2 separate regions of the Homo sapiens genome follow, and region 1 is linked to region 2. The links are chromatin contacts, found by Hi-C or POLR2A ChIA-PET in ENCODE. All regions are on one chromosome and are shown on one strand. Each heading gives the region's core, a stretch centred on a gene start or an enhancer-like site at or near the end of the contact. The rest is flanking DNA. Distances are from core to core; before and after follow the strand shown. Region 1 holds the start of MZF1 (myeloid zinc finger 1). Region 2 holds the start of EPN1 (epsin 1).

What was found. Hi-C counts contacts between places; a loop is a spot of excess contacts on that map. ChIA-PET counts read pairs that join two places held with the same protein, here RNA polymerase II (POLR2A). Pooled maps may share reads with other maps.
Region 1: a loop to region 2 is called in a pooled map, with 14 times the contacts of the local background. The contact joins the promoter of MZF1 here to the promoter of EPN1 in region 2. A Hi-C loop is called at or near these places in 6 of 50 pooled maps. POLR2A ChIA-PET finds 5 or more read pairs at or near these places in 2 of 52 experiments (H1 and Panc1).

The regions. Positions count from the first base shown.
Region 1 is chr19:58,569,971-58,574,968 of GRCh38, reverse strand. MZF1 (myeloid zinc finger 1) reads left to right here and starts at 1,634. Exons shown (of 6, transcript NM_198055.2): 1 at 1,634-1,914; 2 at 3,540-3,975; 3 at 4,442-4,625. The coding sequence starts at 3,580. It overlaps MZF1-AS1 (MZF1 antisense RNA 1), which reads right to left. Exons shown (of 6, transcript NR_027334.2): 3 at 4,512-4,585; 4 at 3,014-3,111; 5 at 2,146-2,391; 6 at 172-2,052. RefSeq lists enhancers at 1,260-1,689, 1,750-1,839, 1,208-2,067, 2,068-2,929.
Region 2 is chr19:55,671,853-55,677,159 of GRCh38, reverse strand. EPN1 (epsin 1) reads right to left here and starts at 1,934. Exons shown (of 11, transcript NM_001130072.2): 1 at 1,725-1,934. It overlaps U2AF2 (U2 small nuclear RNA auxiliary factor 2), which reads right to left. Exons shown (of 12, transcript NM_007279.3): 12 at 2,444-3,226. The coding sequence ends at 3,092. RefSeq lists silencers at 1,653-1,982, 2,153-2,372.

The DNA.
Region 1 (4,998 bases), core at 385-2,884, 2.9 Mb before region 2:
CCTGACCTCGTGATCCGCCCGCCTCGGCCTCCCAAAGTGCTAGGATTACAGGCGTGAGCCACCGCGCCCGGCCACTATTTTCTTTTTCCCTGTTTGTCCCCTAGCCCGGAGAACAGGTTCCCTTCAGACTGCCAAATATAATTTCAAAACAGTTAAAAACATGACTCTCAGTGAGCATGTGTCAAAAGATTTATTTACCGTACTGAGGGAAGCAGCAAGATGATTCTAGGAAGACAGGAAAGGAAGAATAAACACTGGCCGGCCGCGGTGGCTCACACCTGTAATTCCAGCAATTTGGGAGGCCGAGGTGGGCGGATCACCAGAGGTCTGGAGGTCAAGACCAGTCTGGCCAACATGGTAAAACCCCATCTCTACTAAAAATACAAAAATCAGCCGGGTGTGGTGGAGCAGCCTGCAGTCCCAGCTACTCGGGAGGCTGAGGCAGGAGAATCGCTTGAACCTGGGAGACGGAGGTTGCAGTGAGCCGAGATCGTGCCACTGCACTCCAGTCTGGCAACAGCGAGACTCCGTCAAAAAAAAAAAAAAAAAAAAGAAAGAAAGAAAAAGAAAAACACTGAAATAAAAGCACAAAGTTGGATACAAAACTGCTTAGTGAGCTACAAAGCGATACACTGGACAGAAAGCATTTGCAACCTATCAACCTGTACAGGGTAGCATATAACTGGACAGCATCTGGACTCCTAAGTTTTCCTAACAGTTTTACCTCGGATTCTCCCTGTCTCTCTTCGTGCTGTCATCTTTCTCTAGGTCTTCGAAAACTGTCAATCCATCTTACTGTATCTCTAATTTCTGTCCCTTTTCTCCCTTCTTGTTTCTGTCCCTCTCCCTTCTTGTCTACCTCTTGAGTCTGGATATCTGCATTTCTTGTCTCTGTGAACCCATTCTGCGTTTCCTTCTTTGTGTCTCTTTCATCTGCATCCCTTTCTGATCTGCCTCTCTCTTGCTAACTGTTCTGACACCTGTTTGCCCGGCCCTGACCCTCTGATCCACTCAGCCCTCTTATAACTTGGACCCGTGTCTCTATGTTTGTTCACTTATTTTCACTGTCTCTCCTCGCGTCGAGTCTCCGGTCCTCCCAGTCTGTGAGTCTGTCTCTCTGTCTCTCTCTCTCTTCCTCCCGCCGGTCCTTCGTCTCTCTTTGCCCTTGAGTCTCTGGTCTCTCTCCGTCTCTCCTCGCTGTTTCTATCGATCGGCATCTCTCTGCCCCAGTACCCTTCCCCACCTCTTCATCCCACATGCCCCATTGCATTTTCAACGCCCGCCGCGTCTCCGGGTTACCCAGGCGATGTCGAGTCGTGTCCCCAGGTTACCATGGAGACGTTCAGGGCCCGCCCCTCGCCCATGATCACAGAGGAACGTCATCGCGCCGCGCGCGCACGTACACACGAAGGGCCTGCTGACTACATCTGCCGGAAAGCATCGGGCCAAGCCTTTCTCCATTTTGCGGTCTAGGAAGTAGCAGAGGCCCCTTCCTGTAGGGAGTTGCCATGGAGACGCGGTGGGGCACCGACGGAGTTCTAATGACGGCCGTGATTGGTGCAGGATCCTGCTAATCTCAGGAAGGCCCGTAGAGAAGTGAGGAAAACGTGGTGGGGGGCATGCGCGATCTGGTAGGCGGTGCTGCCGTCTGTTGTACCTGAGAGGCTTGCGCATGCCGACGCACGGATTCGAGGCGGGGAGCATGGGAAGAAGCGGCCAGGAGTATGACCTGATCATTGCGACCACCGCTAGGGGAAGGGAGGAGAGGGTGTAGAAACGGGGACGAGGGTGGGGGAAGGGCAAGGAGGCGCTCGAGCTGGTGCGCGGAGCATCCTGGGAGACGTAGTCCAGCGGGAGGGGGAAGTCGAAGACTGCGCGTGCTCAGGAGCGCGGAGCGGCCCGCTGAGCGCAGAGGTGAGGGCGGGGTCCTCTTAACCGGGAGGGCTATCGTGTGGACGGGGGCGGTGGCTGCAGACTCGGGGATTCCGGCTCCCCAGTGAGACCGGAAGCGCGGGGAACGAATCCGGGCAGTCCTTGCGGGAGCGCCCAGGGCTAGAGCGAGAGGCTTGTCAATCACTACTCGTTGCCACGACGACAGGCTTTGGGAGCCCCGCCCCCGGTTGCCTAGGCGTCGTCTGGACCTACCTTGGCACCCTGGAGCGGAAGTTGCCGCCTGGACTTCTGGGAAGTGTATTTCGGGACCCTCCGTAGGTACCTGCCATCTTGGCTATGACCCAAGTCTCTCCCAGGGTTTCAGGTTGACTTGGCACCTTGAAGAGTGGAGGCTTGGCCCCCAGGATGAGGCGGCCCTCGAAATCGATGCCACCCACGGGGGAATGATTCTGCGGTGCCATCCCCTTCATAAACGCAGATTCCTTCCTAAAGCCGCAGCTGCAGAAGGAACAGCGCGAGGAGGGAGGTCAGCCCCACTTGCAAATGGGGAAACAAGTTCTCGAAGGCACAGTGATCTGAAGATGGGCGGAATCAGAGTCTCGGGACTTCCTTGCAGGCTCCTGTTCCGGCAGTCTTGGAGCCTTTGCCGCCCCCCCACCCATTGCGAAGCTCCCCCATCCCCTTCCAACCCCAGCTAAATCAGGAAGCTGAGATGGGGCATTGCGTAGTGTGATGTTGGGCTTAGAAGATGGGGCTGAGTAGGGAGAGAGGGTGCTGCCTGGGAGCTGAGCCATACAAGTGACTGCACAGGTTGACATGGAGGATTAGGTGGAGTGAGGCTTCCAAGCAGGGAGGGGAATGATGGTGGGGCCCAAATGAGGAGCCACATCGAAGTAGATGAGAGAATAGAAGGTGAAGTAAGGGCTGGCGTTGGGTAGGGGGAGACGCCAGCAGTGATGCTGATGCCCAGGCTGTAGGTGTATAGGTGCCATCCACCTGGTAAAGAGAGAGCTGTAGCGCAGGAATGAGGTTGCACATGTAGAAGAAGGGAAGGATACAGGGGAGAGAAGTGTCTTCTAGTCCTAAAAAACAGCCTGTGGGCTGGCATGGTGGAACAAACCTGTAAGTCCCAGCACTTCGGGAGGTCAAGGTAAGAGGATCATCTGCTTGAGCCCAGGAGTTCAAGAACAGCCTAGGCAACATAGTAAGATCCCATCCCTACAGAAAAATTAAGAAATTAGCCGGATGTCGTGGCACACACCTGTTGTCTCAGCTACTTGGGAGGCCGATCTCTGGAGCCCGGGAGGTCAAGTCTGCAGTGACGCATGATCTCGCCACTGCACTTCAGCCTGGGCAACTGACTGACAGCATGTCTCAAAGAAAAGAAAAAAAAGCCTGTGTTTGGAGCAGGGAGACTGTCAGAGACTTTGCACAGGCCCAAGCGGAGAGAAGACCAGGGATACAGGTGGCTAAGGGAGGGCTTCCAGCTGCATAAGTCTGTGGGTTGTAGATGGCCTTTCTTTGCCTGTTTCCTCATCTGCCTTCCACATGGGGTAGGTCTGAGGATCAAACGGTACAGCATAGACTAGGCAGTGAAGCATTCACTGTACTCCTTTTGCAACAGCCTCATCCTATTTCTTCACCAGGGGCAGACACTGGCCTCAGATACCTGACCTGGTACCCTCTATGAGGCCTGCGGTGCTGGGCTCCCCAGACCGAGCACCCCCAGAAGATGAGGGGCCTGTCATGGTGAAGCTAGAGGACTCTGAGGAGGAGGGTGAGGCTGCCTTATGGGACCCAGGCCCTGAAGCTGCACGCCTGCGTTTCCGGTGCTTCCGCTATGAGGAGGCCACAGGGCCCCAAGAGGCCCTGGCCCAGCTCCGAGAGCTGTGTCGCCAGTGGCTGCGTCCAGAGGTACGCTCCAAGGAGCAGATGCTGGAGCTGTTGGTGCTGGAGCAGTTCCTGGGCGCACTGCCCCCTGAGATCCAGGCCCGTGTGCAGGGGCAGCGGCCAGGCAGCCCCGAGGAGGCTGCTGCCCTAGTAGATGGGCTGCGCCGGGAGCCGGGCGGACCCCGGAGATGGGTGAGTGAGTGTCCACGAGTGGGGTTCAGGACTGGAGCATCATCCAGCTCGGCCTCACCCTGGGCAGCACCACGCTTTGCCAGACACACGTTCTCCCTTGTGGTACAGAAGTGGCCACCTGCAACAGAGACCCTGTGCAAGGCTGCCCAGGGCAGAGGGATTCCAGGGCCAGACTCCCCAGCCCATTCCTGCATCACCTGCAGTCACGTGGACATAGGAGCTGCAGGCTAGGGGAATATGGGGAAGGTACTGGAAGGCCACGATGTCAGAGCAGGGGAGGGACTGCAGGTGGTCCCTTCATTCTTTGCTCAGGGCCTAGGGGAGGTAGGTCCTTGGAGGACCTAGTCAGTAGGTATTTACAAGGCAGGCCCCTGGGATCCTACAGTGGGATGGGCACCCACAAACCCCAGGTTGCGGCCAGCCTTACTCTCTGGTAGGACTTCTGATGGTGGGGGCACCTCCCCAGGTCACAGTCCAGGTGCAGGGCCAGGAGGTCCTATCAGAGAAGATGGAGCCCTCCAGTTTCCAGCCCCTACCTGAAACTGAGCCTCCAACTCCAGAGCCTGGGCCCAAGACACCTCCTAGGACTATGCAGGAATCACCACTGGGCCTGCAGGTGAAAGAGGAGTCAGAGGTTACAGAGGACTCAGGTGAGGGCATGCACGGTGGGCGCGCCTAAGGTCTGGTTGGGTGGGCCAGGGAACCTGGCCTGAGCAGTCAGTCTGAAGTCCACTGGGCCAGGTTTGTTATAAATGGAATGGTTTCCATCTGCCAGCAGCCCCCACATTCTACCCAGTCAGGTCTCCCCTCCACCGCAGCCAGTGCTGTCACTACCCCTCACACACCAAGCCTGACTGCCACAGCCCTGTACCCACGAACCCCATGGCATGGAGCAGGCTGTTGGGGTTTCCCAGTACAGATGGCATGTGGTGTTCAGTCCCCAAGGAGATGCGTTAGGCAATATGTGCTTGTCACTGGGGAACAGACAGCAGGCAGAGGTATAATTAGGAGCTGCTGAGGGAG
Region 2 (5,307 bases), core at 685-3,184:
AAGAAGCCACAGAGGGAGATTTTCAAAGCCCCGCCATGATGTAAGCCCAGGGGAGATAGGGATGACGGAGAGAGGCTGGCCTCTGCTTCCACCTCAGGCCAGAAAGCCAGGCACCTGAAGACAGATGTAGCTAGTTAAAAAGTAACTCTCTGGAGTCCCAAAACAGCCCCAGCCTAATACATTAAGATGAAGAGATGATGTAACAAATGCAGAGAAGGGGACTGAGAAGAAATAGAAGACAGTTCTGACAGAAAGAGACACATAGAAACCTGGGCAGAGGGAGCTAGGCAGAGACACAATGAGAAAAACACAGGCAGCAGCAGATACAAGAACATGGGAAGACAGGGAGGCAGGAGGCCAAGGAAGAAAGAGGCCCAGAAACAAAAAGAGACCTGGCGCTGAGAAATAAGAGATAAGAAAAATGGAATCTAATGGCAAAGAATATAAAATGTGGGTTCAAATCCTGGCCACATCAGCTACCTGCAGCGCACACCTCCTTGAGACACAGTTTGCTCAACTCTGAAATGAAAGAATTCCTACCTGGTAGGCCTGTTGATTAAATAAGATGGGTACATGCAGTGCTTGGCTCTGTGCCCCACAGATAGTAGGCGCTCAATAACACTGGCTGCTATTATTATCAGAGAAAAAACAGAGAACATTTCCAAAAGGGTGGCGGCAGAAAAGGCACTATCTTAATACTCTGTACTTATTTGGCGTGCATTAGAAAAAATTACCCAACTAGCACATCAAAGCTGAGATTTCTCAGATACTGCTTAGAATGAGACTGTATTTCAAATTAAATTGATTCAAAGAGAATTCTTACATTAAAAAGAATACAAAGGATATGGCAAAGTTCTCCAAGGAGTACTCCAATAACCGACCGATATCTAACACTTACTGTGTAAAAATCTCTAAGCACTGTAATAATAAAAACCAGAGCTCCCAGTAATTACACACTTGCTATGTGTCAGATACCGTCAGGCACTTTACAAGCATCACCTCAACTTACATGCACAAGGACCCTATGATGTAGGAACTACGAATGCCTACGAACTATGGATTTCCTACGACTAGGAAACTGAGGTTTTGACACAGAGACTATCACCTGGCAATTACACAGCTTAGCAGGCAGCCGGGCTTCTGAATCCAAGGCTGGGGCTCTTCACCATCACACCAGAGACTCAGAAAACTGGGGAAAAGGGGCAGATTCTAGATCAAGTTAACAGACTCCTGGAAAGAAACTTCAGGATTGGAGGTGATAGGTATGGGGGCAAAACTCAGATGCGAAGACGGGGCGGGGGTAAGATTTGCACCATAGGCAGAAAAGCCCGCAGGGAAGGGCTAGAGACACCTAGGGAAAAGAAGACTCGGAAACTCAACGAGACACGAACAAATCCTGACAGACACAGACACGACAGACAGAGGAGAGAGAGACCCGGGACAGACACACAAACACACTCCTATCTCCAAACCCTTTTCTAAGTTCACTGAAACAGGCACAGGCAGAGGCCCACAGGAAACAGACGCTGACAGACACACAGACACGAGAGAGACAGACACAGACAACCGACACGGGGGCAGTCAAGGCCGACACAGGAGCAGAGACACAAAGGCCGCCAGAGACACCCAGAACTGGCCAGACGCGAGCCCGCGCGCGCCGCGGCCCAGGCCCGAACACCCGGAGCAGGCGGGCCAGCGTCCCCCGCGCTCCGCCCCGCGCTCACCTCGGCCCCCTCACGCCGGGCTCTGGGGGGTCATGGCGGTCAGCCCCCTGCCCCGCTCGGCCTCGGTGTCGCGGGACGTGCGCCGGGCCACGGGCGCACGCACGAACGCAAGGAGGGCCGCACGCCGACGGCTCCGCCGCCCCGCCGCCCAGAAGGGGCGCGGAGAGCCGGGCGGGGGAGGGGAGCCGCCGAGGAGACGGGAAGCAACAGAAGGAGGCGACGGACCGGAAGCGGAAATTGCCGCGCTCCCCGCCCTCCCGTGCCGCACCCCGCCCTGGCAGGAGTCGCTTCCGCAGCCAAGCCAACCTGGAAGGCATCACTTCCGGCGCGCTGGGCCCCGTTGCTAGGCGCCTCTACGTCACTTCCGCCCGCTGCAGCGGGGGATCCGCGCGGTGCTCACGGAACGCCGAGAGTCAGCTCCAGCTCGCTTGGCGGCAACCGCGGAGCTCCTGGCACACCCACGCCACGCCCGCCCCGGCCCGCTCGGCCACCATCCCTCCTGTCGGCGGGGTGGGAGAGCACTCGGGAACCTCACGTCCCCCGGGGCTGTGCCTGTGCCGACCCCGAGAAGGGCACCGCGCAAGCAGGGAAGGCCTCGAGGCTGCCGGCGCCGGCAGCAGGGGCGTCCCAGCCAGGGGCCCGCAGTTTGCCAAGGGAACCCCCACCCGAGCCCAGAACCGAGGAAGAGGGTCGGACATACTGGACACACAGCCGCTCCATAAAGTAAAATACAACAAAATGTTTAATGAGCAAATTCGTCTTAGCAAATATGAAACTGCCACAGAGAGTAGGAGAGGGGCAGGGGCCACGGGGCTGGGCGCAGGTCGGGGGAGACTAAAGAGGAAAAATCAACTACGTAAGAAACCCAGGAGGGGACCAGAGAGGACCAGAGGCCGAAGGAACAGAGCTGTGGTCCTGGTAAGGGAGAGGGCAGGGCACTGAGGGCCGGACAACAAAATTCAAAATAGTTTGGCCATAAAATATAAACACGCTATGTTCCTACCGTGGGGAAGGGGAGAAGAAAGGGGTCTATGGGAGAAGGAGAGGCTGTTTTGGGAGGGGCTGGGGTCCTACCCCGCCCTGCTGTGCACCCTGTCCCCATCCCAACCCCTTCCCTCTGTGTCTGTGTGGGTGCGTGTTGTCTGTGTGGGCTGTGTGCGCACTTCCCCAGTCCCCTCCCTGCCCTAACCCCCCAACCCCCCAACCCCCGCCCCCCACCCTTAATTGCTGCCATTCCAGTTGCTGCCGGCTGTCGTGTGTCTGCGGCTGTCACTCCTCTGCCCATCGTCTTCAGAGGGGGATAAGGGGGGGGCGGGAGTGGGGAGAAGCCCCCAGCCAGCCCTGCCCCCACCCTCCCCCAGCCGCCTCTACCAGAAGTCCCGGCGGTGATAAGAGTCGGGGTCACAGTATTTTGTGACAACCACTCTGTTGGCGAACTTGCGGCCCGTCAGGCCCTGCATGGCTTTCTGGCAGTCAAACACAGAGGTGAACTCCACAAAGATCTGTGGGGAAAGGAGAGGCAGGTTTGTGAACAAGGCTCACGCCCAACAGCCAGTCAGCGTCCACCCAACCCCAGCACTGAAGGCAGGAAGGGACAGGGAGGAGGGGGCTTCGCCACAGGTGTCAGAAAGGGACCCTTAGTAAGCAGGTTTGGTGGAGTTCACCCAAATATTCTCCAGGATCAAAAAACAAGAGCATAAACACACCATAGGCATGGAGAGGGAGAAAGAATAGAGACATGCCAGAAACTCAGCAGAGCCATAGAGCGCAGGCGGGAGGCCTAGACGAGCTCACCGCGGGGGAGGGGTCCCTCGTGCTGAGTGTCTACTCCACACGAGCCACCATGGTGGGCGCTCCCAGAACCACCCCAACAGCCATGTTCTCCCAACAATAAGTGAACTAAGGGAAGCTCAGAAATTAGGATTCAAACCCAGGTTGAATAAAATTTAAAAACTTGAACCTTGATCTATTCGAGCTTCTAACCTTGCTTAAACCAATTTACAGGAAAATGGAGGGAGGGAAGGATACAATGAGCCTACACGAACACTGAAAATTCTATATAGCAGATGAACTTATTTCTTCTACAAATAAAAGAGCTTGCAAAAAAAAAAAAGAGGGAGTGAGGTACAAAGGATAAATTACACAAACTTTGTAACCAAATTCAAGGCAGGGACCTGATATGGATCCTTACTGAAACAAACTATAAAAAATATCCTCGGCTGGGCACAGTGGCTCACGCCTGTAATCCCAGTACTTTGGGAGGCTGAGGCAGATGGATCACCTGAGGTCAGGAGTTCAAGACCAGCATGGCCAACATAGCGAAACCCCATCTCTACCAAAAATACAAAAATTAGCCAGACATGATGGCGGGTGCCTGTCCCAGCTACTCTTCTTTAACTCGGGAGGTGAAGGATGCAGTGAGCCGAGATTGCGCCACTGCACTCCAGCCTGGGTGACAGAGTGAGGCTCCGTCTCAAAAAAAAAAAAATTATTGGCCGGGCGCGGTGGCTCACGCCTGTAATCCCAGTACTTTGGGAGGCCAAGACGGGCGGCTCACAAAGTCAGGAGATCGAGACCATCCTGGCTAACACGGTGAAACCCTGTCTCTATTAAAAATACAAAAAAAATTAACCAGGTGTGGTGGCGGGCACACTGCACTCCAGCCTGGGCAACAGCGAGACTCTGTCTCAAAAAAAAAAAAAAAAATTCTTGAGATAGAAAAATTTGAACATGGAATAGGCACTAAGGAATTTCGCTAATCTAATCATGCTATTGTGGTTTTGTTAAAAAAACAAAACAATTTTTTAAGGTTATCTGGTTAGAGCAGTGGTTGTCAACTGGAGGAGGGGGGGTGTCCCCAGGGAACACTGAGCAATCTTTGGAGATGCTTTTGGGTGTCTCAGCAGGGAGTAGTGCTCTTGCATCCGGTGGGTGGAGGCTGGGGATACATCTCAATATCCTACAACGCACAGCAAAGGCCCCCACAGAGAAGTTATCTGACCCAAAATGTTAATTGAGAAATAATAGAAATATACTTAAGGATCTCAGGTGAAATAAACCTGATAAGCCTTAAAATAATCCAGCAAAGAAAAAGGAGGGGGGAGAAATAAGCTGAATATGAAAATTAAGAATGACAAAATATTGGTAACTTGAAGCCAGATGAAGGAACACCAAAATATTAGCACATATACTATGATAAAAACGTATCACTATCATAGTCCCTACTTTTAAGTATATTTGAAAAGACATGTAACAAAAAATTTAAGAATAAAACAATACAATGCAGTAATTTTTTTTTTTTTTTTCTGAGACCATGTCTTGCTCTGTCACCCAGGCTGGAGTGCAGTGGCGTAATCTTGGCTCACTGCAACCTCCGCCTCCCGGGTTCAAGTAATTCTCCTGCCTCAGACTCCTGAGTAGCTGGGATTACAGGCACGCACCGCCACCATGCCTGGCTAATTTTTGTATTTTTTAGTAGAGATGGGGTTTCACCACATTGGCCAGGCTGGTCTCCAACTCCTGACCTCATGATCCGCCCGTCTCGGCCTCCCAAAGTGCTGGGATTACAGGCGTGAGCCACCTC